Linked DNA regions of Homo sapiens: region 2 is linked to region 1. Evidence: chromatin loops called from intact Hi-C (ENCODE). Cell type or tissue: endothelial cell of umbilical vein. All regions are shown on one strand. Links, peaks and the distances in the headings refer to the core of each region. The heading gives the core; the rest is flanking DNA.

Evidence for each region. A loop is a pair of places that touch in the nucleus more often than their neighbours do. Peaks named below come from ENCODE experiments on the same cell type or tissue, not always from the same donor. Only the 100,000 strongest peaks of a DNase experiment are listed, where the experiment ranks them.
Region 2: a loop joins it to region 1, with 7 times the contacts of the local background. A loop is called at or near these places in 13 of 110 quality-filtered maps.

What each region holds. Positions count from the first base shown.
Region 1 is chr15:43,908,594-43,918,682 of GRCh38, forward strand. FRMD5 (FERM domain containing 5) reads right to left here. Exons shown (of 14, transcript NM_032892.5): 5 at 1,289-1,386. Among named protein-coding and RNA genes, the nearest start is that of WDR76, 87 kb to the left of the region's middle. In endothelial cell of umbilical vein, for the core only: no CTCF peak of the experiment used is centred there; DNase peaks (open chromatin) are centred at 2,838 and 4,828; H3K27ac peaks cover 3,404 bases.
Region 2 is chr15:44,024,179-44,034,267 of GRCh38, forward strand. The region is part of intron 1 of FRMD5 (FERM domain containing 5); the gene reads right to left. Among named protein-coding and RNA genes, the nearest start is that of FRMD5, 170 kb to the right of the region's middle. In endothelial cell of umbilical vein, for the core only: no CTCF peak of the experiment used is centred there; DNase peaks (open chromatin) are centred at 4,433, 4,993, 6,133 and 6,213; H3K27ac peaks cover 2,715 bases.

The DNA of each region.
Region 1 (10,089 bases), core at 1,091-9,090:
ATGATTTTAGTGCTGTCGTCCAAAATGATCCAGTAGTAATGGCAGTTTCAGGCCTAGGGACTAAGAGGAATCTAGGAAGCGGCACTTAAGTGTCTCTGCATCTCAGGAGAAGGGGACGTGTGTGAAGAGTGCATATCTCTCCCACTGTTTTGCAAAAAAACCCAGTCTGGGCCTCAGCTGGGTAAGCCTCAACTCTTACTTATTAGCCTGTTAGGAAATGTGCTTGTTACTTGGAAACACTTTCAACTTTGAGCACACTGAACTAAAAGGTCTCTGAAATAGATACTAGAATTCTAAGATGCTTCATATCTTGGAGATTTGCCTGAGAGGATGGGGAAAAAATCAAGTCTGATTACACTCCAGAGTCTCAGGGACTTTATCAACCAGGGGCCCAGGACAAATCCCTAAAACAGAGTCAGAATGACTTTAAGGGGCTGGTAGTAAGATCTCAGGCGCAGTTTAGGGTTGAGTGTTCAGTGTTTTCTGGCTCTAGGAAATCCAAGCAAAATCCTCTAACTTGGCTGGGTGTGGTGGCTCACACCTGTAATACCAGCACTTCGGGAGGCTGAGGCAGGTGGATCACCTGAGGTCAGGGGTTCGAGACCAGCCTGGCCAACACGGTGAAACTCCATCTCTACTAAAAATACAAAAAAAAAATTAGCTGGGCATGGTGGTGGGCGCCCGCAGTCCCAGCTACTCAGGAGGCTGAGACAGAAGAATAGCTTGAACCTGGGGGGCAGAGGTTGCAGTGAGCCGAGATTGCACCACTGCACTCCAGACTAGGCCACAAAGCAAGACTCCATCTCAAAAAAAACAAAACAAAACAAACAAAAAAAACTCTCTAACTTGAACTCTGCTTCAAGTTAGATACTGTTTGTTTGTTTGTTTATGTATTTATTTATTTGGAGATGGAGTCTTGGTCTGTTGCCCAGGCTGGAGTGCAGTGGTGCAATCTCGGCTCACTGCAACCGCCACCTCCTGGGTTCAAGCAATTCTTGCACCTTGGCCTCCCGAGTAGCTGGGACTACAGGTGTGTGCCACCACACTGGCTAACTTTCGTATTTTTAGTAGAGACGGGGTTTCACCATGTTGGCCAGTCTGGTCTCGAACTCCTAACCTCAGGTGATCTGCCCACCTCGGCCTCCCAAAGTGCTAGGACTACAAGCGTGAGCCACAGCACCTGGCCTAGATAATGTTTAGATTCAAGAAGGAGTCATCAGTGCTAACTGAAAATAATGTAATCAGTACTTGGCATGAAAAGCAAACTTATCCTGTCAAAAGTCATTACCTTGAAGGATGTAAGCTGCTAACAAGGCAGCATCCGATGTTTTACAGAGGAGTCGGCCATGGTAGAGATCCCTTTTGATCTGCAGGAAGACTAAATACCTGGAGAGAAAACAGAGAATAAACTATAAAGGATTTCTTTGATTGCTTTAAAGATAGAAATATGTATTGTAAGCCTATCAAAATCTTTGTCAGGATACTTTTACTACATTAAAAAAAAATCCTAAAACATAATGTAGAACAAATACATTCTCCATTTCCCTGGAAACTCTTTCAGGTACTTTGCCCTGAACTGACTTGAGGTTCAGTTAAAAATATGCCAGTTTCCTCCTGTAGCTCAAGTCAGAAATGGCTGTTTCCTGGTAAAAGCATCACCCCACAGTGCTGAGCTTTGGAAGGAGCCAGCCCCAGTCGATCTGGTGCCGAAAAAGAAAACTATGCCATCAGAGACTGGCAAACTGGGCCTCTCTCCGCCTTGGATGCCAGCTGATGTTCCTTCTTAAGTAGAATGGTGGGTGAAGGAACTAGCCCAGGAAGAGTTCAGCCTCAACTTACCAAGAGAATCTGTCCATATGTGGAAACAGCCTGCAGTTACCGAGGTCAACCAGACCTTTGAAATGGAATAAAGTGTAAGAAGAGTGAGCCGAGATTGTGCTACTGCACTCTAGCCTGGGCAATCGGAGAGACCTTGTCTCAAAAAAAAAAAAAAAAAAAAAAAAAAAATTGCAACAAGAGGCACTGGTGAAAGAAGCACACAAATGAAGCAGAAACCTGGGGCCAGCACCTCTTTAAATACAGAAAGCTGTTGCCTCAGGTGGAAGCAGGATATCAAAAACAAGAGCAAATAGTAGCTGACATGTATTGAGCACTTACGATCTGCCAGTCCAGGTGTTACACACTTTACATGCAATAACTTATTTAATTCTCACATGACACTTTGAGATAGGTACTGTTATTATCCCCATTATTACAGATAGAGAAGCTGAGGCTTTAGTGATTTTCTCATGGACGTACAACTAAGTGAAAGAGCCAGGATTCAACTTCAGCACTGTGAGACCCCTAAACTTGGCTCTTCATCACTATGATATTCTGCCCTCCTTGCACTATAAATGCTTTGCAGTTTCACTAGTTGGATGGACCCTGTCACAGTGGAATGGAATTGATGACTTTCCATTTTGAAATGTCTTCACAAGGAGTGTGGTCTTTATTGCTCTTCTTAGAAGACCTGTAAGATTATGAGGAGCATCAGTCCCTTGAGTGGGTCACCTACCATGGTGGCTCCTTGGCCAGGGAGCATCTCTGGTGATTTAAAAATATTTCCACAGATTCTTTGATAATCCTAATTTCATGAGGTAGAGCTTAATTCCTTCTCTGAGTATGGCTTAGACTTGGTGACTCACTTCTATCAATAGAATAAAGCATGAGTGAGTGTCTGACTTCTGAGATCATAAAGTCATTGCAGCTTCCTCCTTGTTCTCTTGCCCTTGGATCACTCATTCTTCTTGAGGTTGCTTCAGCAGTCCTATAGAAAGGTCCATGTGGTGAGGAACTGGGGCCTTTGCCAACAGCCAGCAAGGAACTGAGGCTTTCGGCCAACAGCCATTTGAATGACCCATCATGGAAATGAAGTCCCCACCTCCAGTCAAGCCTGTGGATCACTGCAGCCCCAGCCAACCTCCTGACTGCAACCTCGTGATTGACCCTGAGCCAGAACCACCCAGCTAAGCTGCTCTTGAATTCCTGACCCATAGACACTCTGAGACAATTAAACGCTTGTTATTTTAACTTTTATGGTCCAGCATCCCTAGGGGAGTAATGAAAATGTAGTAAAATTCCTTTAAATTCGAACAGTCTGAACCAAAAAGAAATTGACCCCTCCCTGGACAGTTGGAGGTTTCCATTGTTTCTGTTTTCGGGCTGAAGAATGAAACAGAGGATTCCTTGTCCACTTGATCATGTAAAAATGCTCAACAGGAAGAGGGCTGTTGACAGTGCAACTTCTAGGAGGTGGTAGGAAGGGGTCCTAGCAGGTAACTCTGAGAGGCTTGGGCTTGAAGATTCAAGCAATTAACAAACAGAAATGAGGGAGCAACCAAGCCATCTTCTCTCCTCAGCGCTTGCTACTCAAAGTGTAGCCCACATATCAGGGGTATCAGCATCACTTGAGAGCTTATTGGAGATAAAGAATATAGGCCCATCCTACACTTCCACCTACACCTTTTAACAAGATCCCCAGGTGATTTGTGTATAGATTAAAATTTAAGAAGCTGTCCTAAGAAAATTCAAAAGCCATCTTCTAACCACAGCAGGATGGACTGCCTTCCTCAGACCAAAGGGAAGGTGAGTCTTAGCCTGGAAGTTAATAAGAACCCATCCCCTCACTCCCACCAACCCTACTCTGCCCAAATGTTTGCCAAGAAAAACGAAAGGAAAAAAGACATCATGTAGAGTGAATAATTAAGATGGATCTACCAAATCAAGCTCGTCTTCACTCTGCTTCCCACAGCGAAATGCCACACGGTGTGTGGGAGAGAGTGAGTGAGCACTTCTCTGCCTCTCACTGTTCCAACTCCCACCTTCCACAGGCTTCAGCAGGATGTGGATGCAAACCTTTTGCCCCTTACTCACTGATCACTCCCTGGGCCTGGATTCACGCATCACGTCTTCCATGTTTCTCTGCTTGTCTGTGTCCAAAATTCAGGGACTGTACATATTGGACTAAAGGAGATATTACAAAGGGATAACATGGCTCTGGGCAGTGATTCTCAATGTGGCAGAGAGGGGAACATCTTCCAGGGGGAGCCCGTCAGAATCTGTATGTGTTGGGGGTGCTCCTGTGGTTTGAAATGGCCCCTTTGGGCCGGGCGCGGTGGCTCACGCCTGTAATCCCAGCACTTTGGGAGGTCGAGGTGGGTGGATCACCTGAGGTCAAGAGTTCGAGACCACCATGGCCAACATGGTGAAACCCCATCTCTACTAAAAATACAAAAAAAAAAAAAAAAAATTAGCCAGGCATGGTGGTGTCGGCGTGTAATCCCAATTACTTGGGAGAGGCTGAGGCAGGAGAATTGCTTGAACCCAGGAGGCAGAGGTGGCAGTGCGCCAAGATCGTGCCACTGCACTTCAGCCTGGCTGACGAGAGCAAAACTCCATCTCAAAAAAAAAAAAAAAAGAAAAGAAAAGGCCCCTTTAAAGTTTCTGATTTGCTCCCCTTCTCCTCCCACCCAAGGGAACATGATCCTGCTCACACTGAGAACCACTGTCTTTCCAAGGCATCATTATTGATGGCAGGTAATGGCCTCAGGTGAACTGGAATAGAAACAAGGCTTTCCACTGCTGGGCAGGGTTCCTTTTGATTTCTGGTGATAAAACAGCTGCAGGGAGGTTAAAGGCAAGGCCACAGGGCATTCTCAGGCAATGTCATAAAACTAGATGGGAAGAGGGAAAAGGATACACCAGTATCCTAAAGAAACAAACCATAGTTGAGGGCAAGAGGAGATGAGCTCATGAAAGAATCAACTGACAGCTTCAAGAGAGAGAATGAGCTGCACCAGGGCTCCCCCTCCCTTTCTGCCACAGTGGCTTCCATCGAGCTTTGTGTTTGGTTCATTTAAGAAGATAACCAGTGACTCAATGTTGTTGGTGGAAATATATTCCACATGACTCATAGCATCCTTAGACCTATTCACAAGAGACCCTGGCATGTTCTCCCCTGCCACACAAGGGCCTAAGGAAGACTATCTTGTTGCCTGAGGCACTATCTCCAGGGCCACTGTGTGTTGCCAGGCAAGGGATCAGCCTGCTGGGGCTGCCTAGTGCAGCCCTCCTGAATCTCTGAACCTCAGAACATTTCATAGCCAAGGAAATAGAAGTCCAGAGATGGAGAGTGACTTATCTGAGGTAACACAGCAATCAGAATCCAGGCCTTCTGACTCGGCCCATGGTAATTCACTTAGTTATCAGGTTAGTCCTAATCCAAGTCAGGAGGACCCTTTGTTATCAGAGAGATATTCTCACTGAGACTAAAGGAGAAATGAGCTCTAGACCGGATTTAGGAGAACACGCTTGCTTCTGAGGAAACTGGTTTTTTGTTTTTTAAACTCTGCTGATCTCTTTCTGGCCTCAGAGGGGCTTTACCTCACCTCCATTTTTGTTTGAATGCTAGTGTTGTCCTAAATTGATTGGAGTGTGAATCAGGACAGAATTAGCAAGAGCCTGCAAGATGCCAGGGAAAACCTGAGCTTTTGTGTAACACGAACATCTCTCCAGGGTATTGGCTTTGGCATAATGCTTTCTGATATCAGAGGGTAGAAATGAGTCCACAGGCATTTCCAGAGTTTAAGGCTGTGAACTCTGGAAAGCACTGGAGGCTCCTGGAGAGTTTTTTCCAGAAGATCCTTTGGCCTTACCTTCCCTTCAAATAGATTCTTTGCCACTGGCTTCCCCTATTTACTATTTCCTTTTTCCTGACTATAATTATGTTTAGTACGTCTTCCTCCCCAATATTAGACTGTAAGCTCCTTGAAGTCAGAGACTATGTTTTATTTACTTTTAATATTCTTCTACAGAGCCTAAACATCCTGTGCCTAGCTTATCCATCTATCCATCATCCATCCATCATCCATCCATCCAGTTCTGACACTTACTATATGTGCCAGGCACTGTCACAGGTGCTGGGAATGCAGTAGGGAACAACCTGGAGTCCTGTTAATGGAGCTTACATTCCAATGGGGGAGATGGCAAAATAATAACAAAACAAAATAACAATAAAGACTCACATTTACTGAGTGCATGCTGTGTGCCCTGTTTCATTCAGTCCTCCCAGCAACTCTATGAGGTGACTACCTTTTTTTTTTTTTTTTTTTTTGAGATGGAGTCTTGCTCTGTTGCCAGGCTGGAATGCAGTAGTGCAATCTCGGCTCACCACAACCTCCACCTCCCGGGTTCAAGTGATTCTCCTGCCTCAGCTTCCTGAGTAGCAGGGATTACAGGCACGTGCCACCACGCCTGGCCAATTTTTTGTAGTTTTAGTAGAGACAGGGTTTCACCATTTTGGCCAGGCTGGTCTCAAACTCCTGATCTCAGGTGATCCGCCCACCTCAGCCTCCCAAAGTGCTGGGATTACAGGCGTGAGCCACTGCGCCCAGCCTGTGACTACCATTTTAATCCTTGTTTAATGGATGAAGAGACTGAGTGCTTAGAGATACTGTTCTTGCCTTGTCACAGAGCTAGTTAAAGAACAACCTGGGATTTGAAGCCAGCTCTCTGATTTCTTAGCCCAGGGGTTGGCAAACTACAGCCCACTGCCATAGTTTCCAATGGAATAAAATTTTACTGGAACACAGCCTTGCTCATTCATTTATGTATCGTCTATGGCTGCTTTCACACTACAATGACAGAATTGAGTAGTTGCGACAGAGACCATATGGCCCGACAAGCCAAAAATACTTACTATTTGGCCCTTTACAGAAAAAGTTTGCCAATCCATCTTAGCCTAAGCTAGGCTCAAGCGATGTTCACTGAAGGCACAGTGGCCTGGTGACTCCGTTCGTTCATGTATGTCTTGATTCATCCTGTTAACGTTTTTTGGAGCACCTGTTGTGTGTCAGACATTTTGCTTCCTTGGACGGCGGGGCCCCATTTGCAGTCAGTTTCCTTCTCCTACTTGATCTTTCCAAAGAGTTCATACACCTGCAATCCCTGTTAAAAGCCAAATCTGGTACCTGAATTTCCCATTTTCTTTGCCTTGTCTCTAGCCTAGACAAGAAAATCTGTTTATTACTTTAAAAATGACAAAAGAAATTAATCAGGATTTGGCAACTAAATTTATCATCTGGGAAGAAGCCAAGAGATAAACTGAAGCAAGTTCTGTACTCCCTACTTCACCCCCTTCTCTCAGCCTGGCTTTATGGGAATGGCTGAGACAGCAGTGAAATTTAGGACCAATATTGCCTGGAAAAAACACACTGACAGCTAAATTAGTTTGGCAGCAAGGTGGGATGGAGGGCTCTAAGCCAGGGATGAATTACGGATGTTGAGTGAGGCTGGGCCCGGTATCTCCTCTCTTAAGATCAGTAGGGATGTGAATGAGGAGAAAAATGCAGCTAATTCCACAGGCTCACAGAATGCCCCAGGGAGGGGGAGGCACAAAGACTGCAAAGCAGGCCCAGGCACCGGTGGTTCACACTCCTGACAATGCTGGAAAACTGCATACTAGGTAAAGAACGCTGGTGAGGTTGAGAGAGAGGGGAAAATTGCCCAAGATGGTTAGCACAAATGCATGCAGACCGAGAGGAGCTCCTTCTCTTGCCAGTGTCCTTGAAGTCTGCTGACTTGGTGAGAGGCCTGGCCATGGTCCTAATGCTGTGCTTACCAGGACTTGGATGACTACCTGGGATAGCTTTCTCTCTCAGGAAACAGAAGTTAGCTGCTTAAGTTTTAGGATTCTAGCTGGTGGGGAAAGGGGACAGAGGAGGAGTGGAGATTATTAGAAAAGAAGTACCTTTCACATAAACAAGGAAGAAAAGCCAGTACTAACTGTACTTGTGCATGATGCAGAGCCCCTGGGGCCTACGGACTGTGTAATGAATCTGGCAACGAAATATTGAGACTTTGCTCAGTGCAAGGCTCACTGTGGGTGTATTAAGAAGTGTAAGAGGCCGGGATAGTGGTTAATCTTCCCGACAATTCTATGAGGTAGATATCACTATCCCCATTTTATAAATGAGTAATCTAAGGTTAGAGAGGTTAAGTATCTTATTTCCAAGTTAAGTATCTTATTTGGCTGTATACAGCCAACAAGTAACATAAGTAAGATCTGAGCTCCCAGGTCTATGCTGCTTCTTGGGTAGGAAGGTCTGTCCATTCATGTAAGATAGTGACACTGGATTTACAAAATTGTATTTTTTTTTTTTTTTTGAGACAGAGTTTCACCCTTGTTGCCCAGGCTGGAGTGCAATGGCGTGATCTTGGCTCACTGCAACCTCTGCCTCCTGGGTTCAAGCGATTCTCCTGTCTCAGCCTCCCGAGAAGCAGGGATTAAAGGTGTGCACCACCACACCCGGCTAATATTTTGTCTTTTTAGTAGAGACGGGGTTTCACCATGTTGGTCAGGCTGGTCTCAAACTCCTGACCTCAGATGATCCACCCACCTCACCCTCCCAAAGTGCTGGGATGACAGGCGTGAGCCACCACGCCTGGCGGAAAATTGTATTATTAAGAGCTCTTCCTAAGGGCCAAGATAACCATACATTTCCAGTCCTTTAATCAAATTGGAAAGCCATGTGTCTGTGGTGCTCTCACTGGCTGCTCCCTCTCATCCCCACTGTTGGTCCAGTGAGGTGGACAACAAAGACGTGTTAGGTTTGCTCCGATATGTAGACAGGAGTACCAACTTTGGGGTCTGCCCTGGCACCAGTACCTCTTTTAGCAGAGACAGACAGAAGTTCAGAGCTAAGGCAAACACTCTGGAGATCATGAGTGGGGCAGGCTAGTGGTATTTTAACAAAACTCTTGAAAAAAATTTTTTTTTGAGACAGAGTCTCACTGTGTCACTCAGGCTGGAGTGTAATGCCGCAATCTTGGCTTACTGCAACCTCCACCTCACGGGTTCAAGTGATTCTCCTGCCTCAGCCTCCCGAGTAGCTGGGATTACAGGCGTGATGGCCCGGCTAATTTTTGTATTTTTAGTAGAGATGGGGCTTCACCAAGTTGGCGAGACTGGTCTCGAACTCCTGACTTCAGGTGATCCGCCCGCCTCAGCCTCCCAAAGTTCTGGGATTACAGGCGTGAGCCACCACACCTGGCCTGAAATTTTAAACATAGTGGTTCTACCCTTACTCACCTACCTAAAGCCTTAGGGTGTCTATGATTTGGATGGATTTGGTTTTCTGAAGCAAAGCAAGAGCCACCTCCACTTCCACATAGATGAGCAGAGCCTGGGGCTTCTATGCCTAGTAAGAGACATGAGATTTGGTTCTAGCTACACTCTTCACTGTCTTCAGTGCTTCAAAGTAGGTGGGTACACGCTGCCCTATGCATCTGCAGGAAACAAGCCTTCCTGAAGAGGATCTCCCTCAACTCCCATGTGAAGGGCCCATGCCGAAGAAGCCACTTTTCTCCCCTGTCCCACTTCCTTGTTGCCTTTGTACTGATAATGCCTGCTTCTTGGCCCCCTCCTCTCCCCATTTCCTGATTTCCTCTCTTAGAGAAATTTTTGCTCCTTTCACCTGGCATGCTCTTTAGATCAGGAAATGAAAATAATTCTGGCCGGGCACGGTGGCTCATGCCTGTAATCCCAGCACTTTGGGAGGCTGAGGCAGGCGGGTCACGAGCTCAGGAGTTCGAGACCAGCCTGGTTAACATGGTGAAACCCCGTCTCTACTAAAAATACAAAAATTAGCCAGCCGTGGTGGCAGGCGCCCGTAATCCCAGTTAGTCAGGAGGCTGAGGCAGGAGAATCGCTTGAAACCAGAAGGTGGAGGTTGCAGTGAGCTGAGATCGCGCCACTGCACTCCAGCCTGGGCAACAAGAGCGAAACTCTGTCTCAAAAAAGAAAAGAATTCCATATTCTTTCCTCCTTCTTCCCTCCTCCTTTTCTGTCTTTGGAATTTTCCCAAGCAGTTAAGGATCTAGGAGTGGATCTCAAAGCCTTACAGGATAACCCGTCTATATGGCTGGCAATATCCTCATTCCCACCTTTGCTGTCTCCACGGTCTTAGGGAAGGGGTTAGAGCTGACAGTCCTATCTCTTCCTCAGCTCTAGGATTCCCTGGCATCACATCCTTACCTATGGTCCTGCCTTCT
Region 2 (10,089 bases), core at 1,419-9,418, 120 kb after region 1:
CACCAGATGTGTGGCAGATCATTTGTTTTAACTCCCTATGATTTTTTTTTTTATGATTTTCGACTGTATGAAAATATCACAATTTGTCCATCCCCCTCATAATATTGGCACTAAACATGTCTCCTGGGAGAATTTCTTTAAGATATATATTAAGAAGTGGAATTGCTGAGTCACAGGGTATGATAACCTTCACAACACCAGAGTGTTCTCCAGAGTGGCATATCATTTTCTTTTGTACCTAGCATTGTGCATTTTAGGTGCATTCTCATTTAGCAAAACTACATGTCAGGCATTTTAATTTTTGCCAACATTACAGGTTTGAAATGGTATCTCATCTTTTAACTTATATTTCCCTAATTGCTAATAAAGTTATCATTTCATACGTTTTTTCCTATTACAGGTTACCCTTAAGTAAACTTCCTGTTCATTTCTTTTGATCATTTCTTAAATTGGGGAATTGGTTCATTTTTTAAAAATTGATTTGTGGAATTTTAAAAACATATTCTGGCTCTGAATTCTTTGCCAGTAAAATAAAATACGAATATCTTCTCAAAGTCTGTTATTTTTATCTTTGTTTATAGTAAGCATGGGTTTTCTCATCCATAAAATGTAAATAAAAACATCTACTTCATGTGATAAAATACCTGAAAGCTCTTAGTCAAGTGTCAGGCACAGATTATACATTCAGTAAAAGTGAGTTTCCTCCATTTGCCCTCAACCTACATCCTCACTCAATTCATAAGTGAGTAATAGGGGAATGGTTTATAGGTATGAGATCTGGAGAGTAACAGATTTGCTTTTAAATCTCAACTTTACCAAACTAGCTGTATGAATTTGGCCCACCTAGCTCAAGCTCTTTCAGCCTCAACTTCCTCATTTGTAGAAGTGGGGTAGTAATACTTAACTCACAGTGGTATTGTGAGGAATAGAGTTTAATCCAGTGGCTGGCCAACAGAAAGTTCTCAACATATGGTAGCTGCTACCACCATCACCATTATTAGGGGGGATACAAATATATACAAATAACTATAATATAGAACAAAATATCATTAAAACTCCCTATGAAAAAAATAATTAAATGCTATTGGAATGTAGACATGGGAAGAGGTAACGTCTAGCTAGGGGTTAAGAGAGAGTGAATGGAGGCTTCATAGAGGAAATGCCATTTAAATGGACATTAAAGGAAGTTAGATATTGATAAGAAGGATATTCTAGCAAACAAAAGAGATGCATGGGAGAATGTACACACACACATATATATACACACACACAAATATATGTAATTATATGTATTATATCTAATATCTTATACATCTATGCAGTCTGCCAAAGTATAGGAACAACTGAGTAAGTCAACATCAGAAGCAAGTCTTCATTTTTCAGGTTATTAGGGTACTCTATGCATTAAATGGTAACTCATAATTTAATTAGTATTCTAAGTATAAATGTGAAATGCTGTTGACTTTGGAATAAAATTTGGTACAGTAGGATCTGTGGAAGAATTAGAGCTGGGAGTGTTAAGAAAATAGGGAGTATTAAATATGAATAGTATACAGAAAGCCAACAGATATGGATGCCCACTGAATGACAGGTGAGGAGCCTACCACTCTTGAGAGCCAGGCTTGGTGGCTGCTCACTTACCGCCTTTCTGGGAATCAGCAACATATGATTTTCTTTGTTAAACAGGATAAGTTCTGAAACCTGATCCAGGAAAATCACACCTTTTCTCATTCACTTTACTTATACAGGCTCTGGCAATTATGGTCAGCCTAATTTCCTTCCACCCTCCTTAATTCCTTTTTTTGGTGGGGCAGGGTGGGGCAGAGTCTCACTCTGTCACCCAGGCTAGAGTGCAGTGGCACCATCTCAGCTCTCTGCAACATCTGCCTCCTGGGTTCAAGTGATTCTCGTGTCTCAGCCTCCTGAGTAGCTGGGACTACAGGCATGTACCACCAAGCCTGGCTCATTGTTTTTGTATTTTTGGTAGAGACAGGGTTTCGCCATGTTGGCCAGGCTGGTCTCAAACTGCTGACCTCAAGTGATCCACCCGCCTTGGCCTCCCAAAGTGCTGGGATTGCAGGCATGAACCCCCACATCTGGCCTCTCTCTTTCTTGATAGAAACAAATTTCATTCAGTATGTTTTGTCTTAAGCAAAAAGTTCCACTCATTACCCTCTTCTGTCATACCTATTCTACGATTTAAAATAGCATTTGACTGTATTAAAATACACTAGATTAACTATTACTGTATTTCTCATGTTCTATCTAGTTTTTTTCCCTTTCCACATTTATAGCACATGAACAATTACTTTAAAAGTGATTTGGCCCTACATTGTTGCTTTTCTTCACAGCTTATTATTTATTTACTCAAGAGAACTGAACTACGAATCTGTTATCAGATTCAGTTGCAAGCCCTGTCTATCACAATAAAGTATCCGAAGTTAGGACTATTATTTTTTCTTAGCAAACCCAAGGTTTGAGCATGATGAAATGATTTTTCTCAAACAGAAAATGGTGGGCAGTTCTATATACAAACCAGAAATATATCAGCAGGGAAATTCCAACCACTCAAATCCAGAGGAATCCTAAGCATTTCTAAAGGAAAAAGCTACTATATTTTTCTTTTTCCAAAATTTATTCTGCTCATGGTGATTACCATGTGTGCACAGATTAGCTAAAATGATCACTGTGGGATCAACAGTTCTTTCTTCATTGTCTACCAGTTCTTTTGCTTGCCTCTGGCGTAAGTAAATAAACAGGTGTATTCACCACTAAATAAATCTTACATGTTTACAAATTCCTAAAATACAATGCAATAAAAAATAGCAAGAAGAATCTGTGGTGTTTGTTGGAATCTGAGCTATATCGCTTGCATCCACACAAATAAAGACAGAAAGGATCCCATGGTTGTTCACAAACTGTGGACAATGACCCTGGGATCACAACCCAGAATTAACCCACCACTGAATAGGGTTAGTACCTTCTTCTCTATATTACGTCCCTATAACAATGTCACAATCTTAAAATAAGACTTTCTATCCTTTAATTACTAATTTTCACCTGGATATGCTGTATGCATAGCATTTATTTCCATAACGATGGTCACTTCTTTCTCCAGAGCAAAAAACAAACACAACAACAACAAAAACAAAAAAAACCCAAAAAAACTAGAGGTTAGAATATTTTCCATATTTAGTTCCTCTTGTTATGTAACATGGAATATTTGGAAAGAATTAAGTCAGCTTTGCTGCAGTAACAACCCCAAATCTTCATGTTTATAAGGACAAAATTTTCTCACTACAGTGCAGTTTGGATTCAGGTCAGGGGCAGCTTGGTTTCTGTTACATGACTCTTATTCTGCGACCCTTGCAGAAGCAACAGCCCTGATTTTGGTCATGCCACTTTCACGGCAGAAGGAATAAAGAGGGCTGGTGGAAACCTGTGCTGACTTTCTTTTCTAGTTTTTTTTTTTGTTTTTTTTTTTTTTTCCGAGACAGAGTCTCGCTCTGTTGCCCGGGCTGGAGTGCAGTGGTGCCATCTCAGCTCACTGCAACCTCTGCCTCCTGAGCGATTCTCTTGCCTCAGCCTCCCGAGTAGCTGGGACTACACGTGCGTGCCAACACAACCAGCTAATTTTTCATATTTTTAGTAGGGACAGGGTTTCACTGTGTTAGCCAGAATGGTCTCTATCTCCTGACCTCATGATCTGCCCTCCTCGGCCTCCCAAAGTGCTGGGATTACAGGCATGAGCCACCGCGCCCGGCCCTGTGCTGACTTTCAAAACTTCTGCCCAGATGTGGTCTATATCATATCTGTTCACACGTCACTGGCCAAAGAAAGTCACACATTTAAGCCTAACATCAATGGGGCAAGGATGTGTACTCCTCTCATAGGAGGTGTTGCATATCACACGGAAAAGGAAGGGAGAATGAACAAGCAGAGAAAAATATAATCTATGACATGCAGGAAAACAGTAGTTTATAAGCGAAAAGTCATCTTAAAGACTTTTCCAAAATACTTTTTCTCCCTTTTCTATATCAACCAACATGCCCATACAAAAGGGAGTGTAGAGGAGATATTCCATCCAACTATAACTGCCATGCTAGGTCTATGGCAAGAGAAGGATATAATGTAGGAAAAAGTCCTTCCAGACTTCCAGACTATGCGAGATGGAAGTGCAGCAAAGCAACACTGATTTCCTCAGCCTGGAGATAAATCAGTTTGTTAAATAAGTGAGGATAAAATCAAAGGCCAAGTGCCCACTCCTTCTTCATGTTTGGGAGTCTAGAGAAGATCAACTCTCAGGCAGCCTCCACCACAACATGGTGCACAGAAACAGTGACTCAGCGTTGTAGCAGGTCTGGTAGAGAAGTGTCTGAGGTTCAGGTTTCCTGAGCCCCCATAGTTCCCATAAGGCACAGATACTGAGAGATTATAAGAGGATGAACTGGATGGCAGACACACCAGAGGCTCAGGGGGGTGCAACCAGAAGTCAGGGGGAGGCCCAGGTAGCCAGAGTGCTACTGGGTTCTGAGCAAGCAGCCTACAGCCACATATTTCAGCCCTAAATGACAGCAGAACAAGCAGCACTAAAGTGGATGAGGGACCTTGCCCCTGAGACCAGGAGACACCTATGGCCATCATTTATGACACTACCCCAAGGGACTGTCTGAATTACTGGATCAGTTTAAGCTTTAAACTAGACTGGATATTTAGGTAATTTTTCTCTCCTGGTCTCAGGATAAAGGCTGTAAAGACATTGACAAAGAAGTGACATTTTCTCTGAGGAAGGCTCAAAGAAATAGACTAAACCATTTCTATTTTATTTACCACTACATCCACTGCTTTAACAGTGCCTGACATAAGTAGGTATTCAACAAATATTTGCCAAATGAAGGAATGAATAAGAGGCCATAGTGAGAGGAAACTGATCAACTAGCAAAGCTATGATAGAAATACCAGGCAGGCTGAATTGAAAAAACAATGCCAGTTCCATTTTGGCACCAAGCCAAAAAAGTCCCCACTTCACTCCTAAAACAAGTTTGTAACCTTTATGGAATGGCTCCTGCCACCATATTTAACTTACATTTGGTTCACTGTTTAAAGCCCTTCGGATAACACTGCTGCATCCTTTTGCTTCAAGGAAAAAAAAAAACCAGAACCACAAATAGCTGTGCAGGATTTCGACCTTGCAGTCACAATAAGAAAGCAGCAATAGGAACCAGAATGGGTGATGTCTGAACCAATAAACTAACTCTGGTGTTTAGCAGCAACTTTATTTTACCTGCCCCAGGATAATTTCAGTGTTAAAGCTATTAAACCTATAGGTATTCTAGTGGCTAGGATTAGTAAACAGAACATAACAGGGAACAGTACAGAGAAAATATGGTAACTAAAATACAAGCTTATACAGGATTGAGGTGGAGACACAGGCTGACATATGCTGACATGGTAACTAAAACACAAGGCTATATAGGATTGAGGTGCAGACATATTCAATCACTGTACTTTCCACAGTAAATTTGTTTCTCAACACTCTAGCAATAACATTAAAATTACCTATCAGGCTTTAAAACAGAACAGATGCTTAGAGATTCCGATTCAGTAGGTCTGGGGTGGAGCATACGCAATGCTAATTTTTAGTAACGTCTCAGGTGATTCTGATGCATGGCCACAGCATTCTGCAAGTGAGAACACCTGAAGAACATCATCAGTAAACACTGAAAGAACTTATGAATGAAAAGCCTCTTTGAATTATATATTTTTTGAGTATGGACTATGTTTTATTCATTTTTGTACTCTAGCCTCCAATGTTTCTGGTAATTAAAGAATAAGTGAACAAACAAATCACAAATTCTCTGCCTTGGTAGCCTGATGCTCTCAAAGAGACTGGAACATGGGAAACAAAAAAGTTGACAGCTGATGTTGTAAATCTGTACTTCCTGGAACAGAATTCCTGGCATAACTTTAGGCAGACTAAATGGGAATGAACATGTGTGATCATTACAACACTGATTTTTTTTTTTTACAAAATTAATTTTTGTTGAACTGGGGTGAGGGGTGAGGGAAGGAGGGGAAATTGGTGCTCTAATAAGATTTACGTATCCAAATCCCATACCCAGAGTCAGATTATGAAGAGCAGAATCACAAAGCCACTCCATTTATAAATCCTGATTCTGCCCTCTACTGTTTGTTTATTTTTGTATTTACTTCTCCTTGAGCAACAGTATAATGTACAACTGAAAATACTTAGTGTTACTGACAAGATTTATAATTCAGCACTACTTTATGTGTTAATGACTTCAAAGCCCTGGATGAATAAAGCGAACAGGGATTGACTCAGTGAAACTTCTAGCTTCCTGTAAACTTCATTCATTCTCAAGCTTAATGGAAACAAAACCCTATGCTAGGAAAAAGCAAGTATGTTTCCCTTTCTGAGTCTCCCTAGTTAAACACTATAATCAATGGCAACTCCACCTTGTAGCAAAGCTCAGTGATACCATGGATCCCATTACAATCCCCAAAAAGGAGAAGGTGAAGGAGGAGGAAGATGGAAGTTTGGCATGGTTTGACTCTGTCTCCACAAAATCTGCAGTCTTTCTGTCACCCTCACACTTGAAGTTACGTGGAAAGGAAGAAGAGGGAAGTGCTGGATGAGAGAAACTTAAGAGTGCAAAGTCTGAAAAAGATAGGAGAGAGAATAATGGTCTGAACTAAATAGGCAGAAGAAATCTATTCTCTATTAAAACAACAAGAATTTGCCGAAGCAGGTTTTCCAAAAGAGACCAGAAAAAGAAAAAAAAAAAGAAGCCCTAAAGTGATGCAGGAGGAGTGTCAGTCAGTCTGACTGGGTCTCCTAGTCAAAAGCTCTGGCCAAGTGACTAGATACTCACATGCTCTACAACCCTAGTGAGGAGTGCTTTGGGCTCCCACCTGCCTGGATGGATGGGTGCTGCACACTCAGCTACCTGCTTGGGTGATAAAAATAATTAGAATAGTGGTGTAGATGAAGGTTGAAGTCCTTGAAAAGTGCAAGAATATAAAGTTCTGCCCAGGGCCCCTCTTCCACAGGGGAGAAAAAAAAGCCACACACAACTGGATATTACAGTTATCCCATCATTTCTCTATGAAAATATAAAAACAAAATTAATGTTTGTCTTAGTCCATTTGGGCTTCTGTAACAAAATACCATAACCTGGGTGGCTTATAAACAACAGAAATTTATTTCTCATAGTTCTGGAGGCTGAGAATCTAAGATTAAGGTGCCAGCCATTCATGGTGTCTGGTAAGGGCCCTCTTCTTGGTTCATAGATGGTGCCTTCTTAATATGTCCTTACATGGTGGAAGGGGAGAAATCTGGTATCTTCAACCCCTTATAAGGTCATTAATCCCAATCATGAGTACTCTATCCTCATGACCTAACCACCTCCCGAAGGCCCCATCTTCTAATACCATCACACTGGGGATTAGGTTTCAACATATGAATTTTGCAGGGTACAAACATGTTCAGTCCATGGCAATGTTAACCCCTTTTGGTCCTATTTCACGTAGTCCAGTATTTGGTGGCTATTTTCATGATATTCCCCAATCATCTTATCCTTACATCTGCCTTAACTTTAAGATTACTTGAACGTTAGAGAAACTAAAAATGGGGACATCTTTCATTTTTATCAAATGATTATTCTGCTCCAACTCTATAGATTATAGATGCAAATCTTTATGGATCAGGTCCCTTGAGAGCTATTTTAAAATTCAAGCAGGGTAGAAAATAATTCCTGCAAGTCTACAGTACCCAAAACAGCATAGTACTGGTACTAAAACAGGCACATAGACCAATGGAACAGAATAGAGAGCCCAGGAATAAGGCTGCACATCTATGACCATCTGATCTTCAACAAAGCTGACAAAAACAAGCAACGGGGAAAAAGACTCCCTATTCAATAAATGGTGGTGGGAAAACTGTCTATCCATATGCAGAAGATAGAAACTGGACCCCTTCCTTACATTATATACAAAAATCAACTCAAGATGGATAAAGACTTAACTGTAAAACCCAAAACTATGAAAACCCTGGAAGACAACCTAGGCAATACCATCCTGGACATAGGAACAAGCAAAGATTTCATGACAAAGATGCCAAAAGCAATTGCTATGAAAGCAAAAATTGACAAGTGGGATCTAATTAAACTGAAGAGCTTCTGCAGACACAGCAAAAGAAACTGTCCACAGAGTAAACAGACAACCTACAGAATGGAGAAAATATTTTCAAACTATGCATCTGACAAAGGTGTAATATCCAGCATCCATAAGGAACTTAAATTTACAAGAAAAAACAAACAACCCCATTAAAAAGTGGGCAAAGGACACAAACAGACACTTCTCAAAAGAAGACATACATGCAGCCAACAAGCATATGGAAAAAAAGCTCAATATCACTCATCATTAGAGAAATGCAAATCAGAACCACAAGGAGATACCATCTCACACCAGTCAGAAAGGCTATTATTAAAAAGTCAAAATATAACAGATACTTGTGAGGTTGTGGAGAAAAGGGAACACTTATACACTGTTGGTGGGAGTGTAAATTAGTTCAACCATTGTGGAAAGCAGTATGGCAATTCCTCGCTACAAAGAGCTCAACAGCAGAGCTACCATTGGACCCAGCAATCCCATTACTGGGTATATACCCAGAGGAAGATAAATCATTTTGCCATAAAGACACATGCATGTGGATGTTTACTGCAGCATTATTCACAACAGCAGAGACAAGGAATCAACCTAAATGCCCATCAATGACAGATTGCATAAAGAAAATATGGTACATATACACCATGGAATACTATGCAGCCATAAAAAAGAACAAGGTCATGTCTTTTGCAGGAACATGGATGGAGCTGGAGGCTATTATTCTTAGAAAAATAACACAGTTACAGAAAACCAAATACCACATGTTCTTACTTATAAGTGGTAGCTAAATGATAAAATATAATTTTGCTAATTATAGCTAAATTATAAGAACCTATAAACACAAGAAGGAAATAACAGACACTGGGTCTACTTGAAGGGGGAGGATGCGAGGAGAGAAAGGAGCAGAAAAGATAACTATTGGATACTGGGCTTAATATCTGGGTGATGAAATAATATCTACAACAAACCCCTGTAACACATGTTTACATATGTAAAAAACCTTCACATGTGCCTCCAAACCTAAAAGTTAAAAAAAAAATAAAGTTTTTCAAACTGATAAGAGGCAAATTCTCTTTTAAGAGGCATTTCAATAAATATCCCAAATAATAGTTTTTGTTCAAGTCTCTTTTTTGATATAGCATAAATGAACTTAATATTTTCATATATAATTTTCATTGTGTATATTCACTTGAAGCTTTCATTTATTCCATTGTTTACACTTGCTTTGTAAGATTTTTGTACAGAGAATTACACCAGTAAACAATTCTAATATTTCGAAAATGGTTTTAGTTCTGAGCTAATTTCAAAAACGGGAAGAGAAAAGGCAGTAGAATATAATGATTAAAATCATGGGCATAAACATCAAACTCCTTGAGTTCAAATTCTGATTCTGAAACTTAGTAACTGGGTGAGTTGGGGTAAGTTGTTTGAACTCTCTTAGGCTAGCTTCCTCTACAACATGAGTGAAAACGGTTTGTCCCTAAGATTCGTAAGAATTAAATAAGATCATTTATGTTTGAGGCTTGGCATACTGTCTGGTATTTATTAAGTGTTCAATAAAAGGTGATTAGGATTCGCTCTTATTTATTTGATCTAGAGTATAAATTTTCCCATGAAGCATTTATACAGGAAAACACAATAGGCCACAGACAAGGCATCTCTGATATTGGTCATCAGAAAGACTCCAGGAGTCTGCCCAGTCACATGGGGTTCTGGAATTTAGCCAGGCTGCTGAGTGGAAACTGTTACTCTTGTTTCCTTGGCAATAGTCTGGGCATGAGAAAGATCTCAATTTTTGATAATCAAAAGTCAATGAAAAATATGCTCCTTAGGCAGGTGTCTAATTGAATGTTGTCTACTTGAAAAGTACAGTGATACAATTCACCATAACAGGGTCTTAAA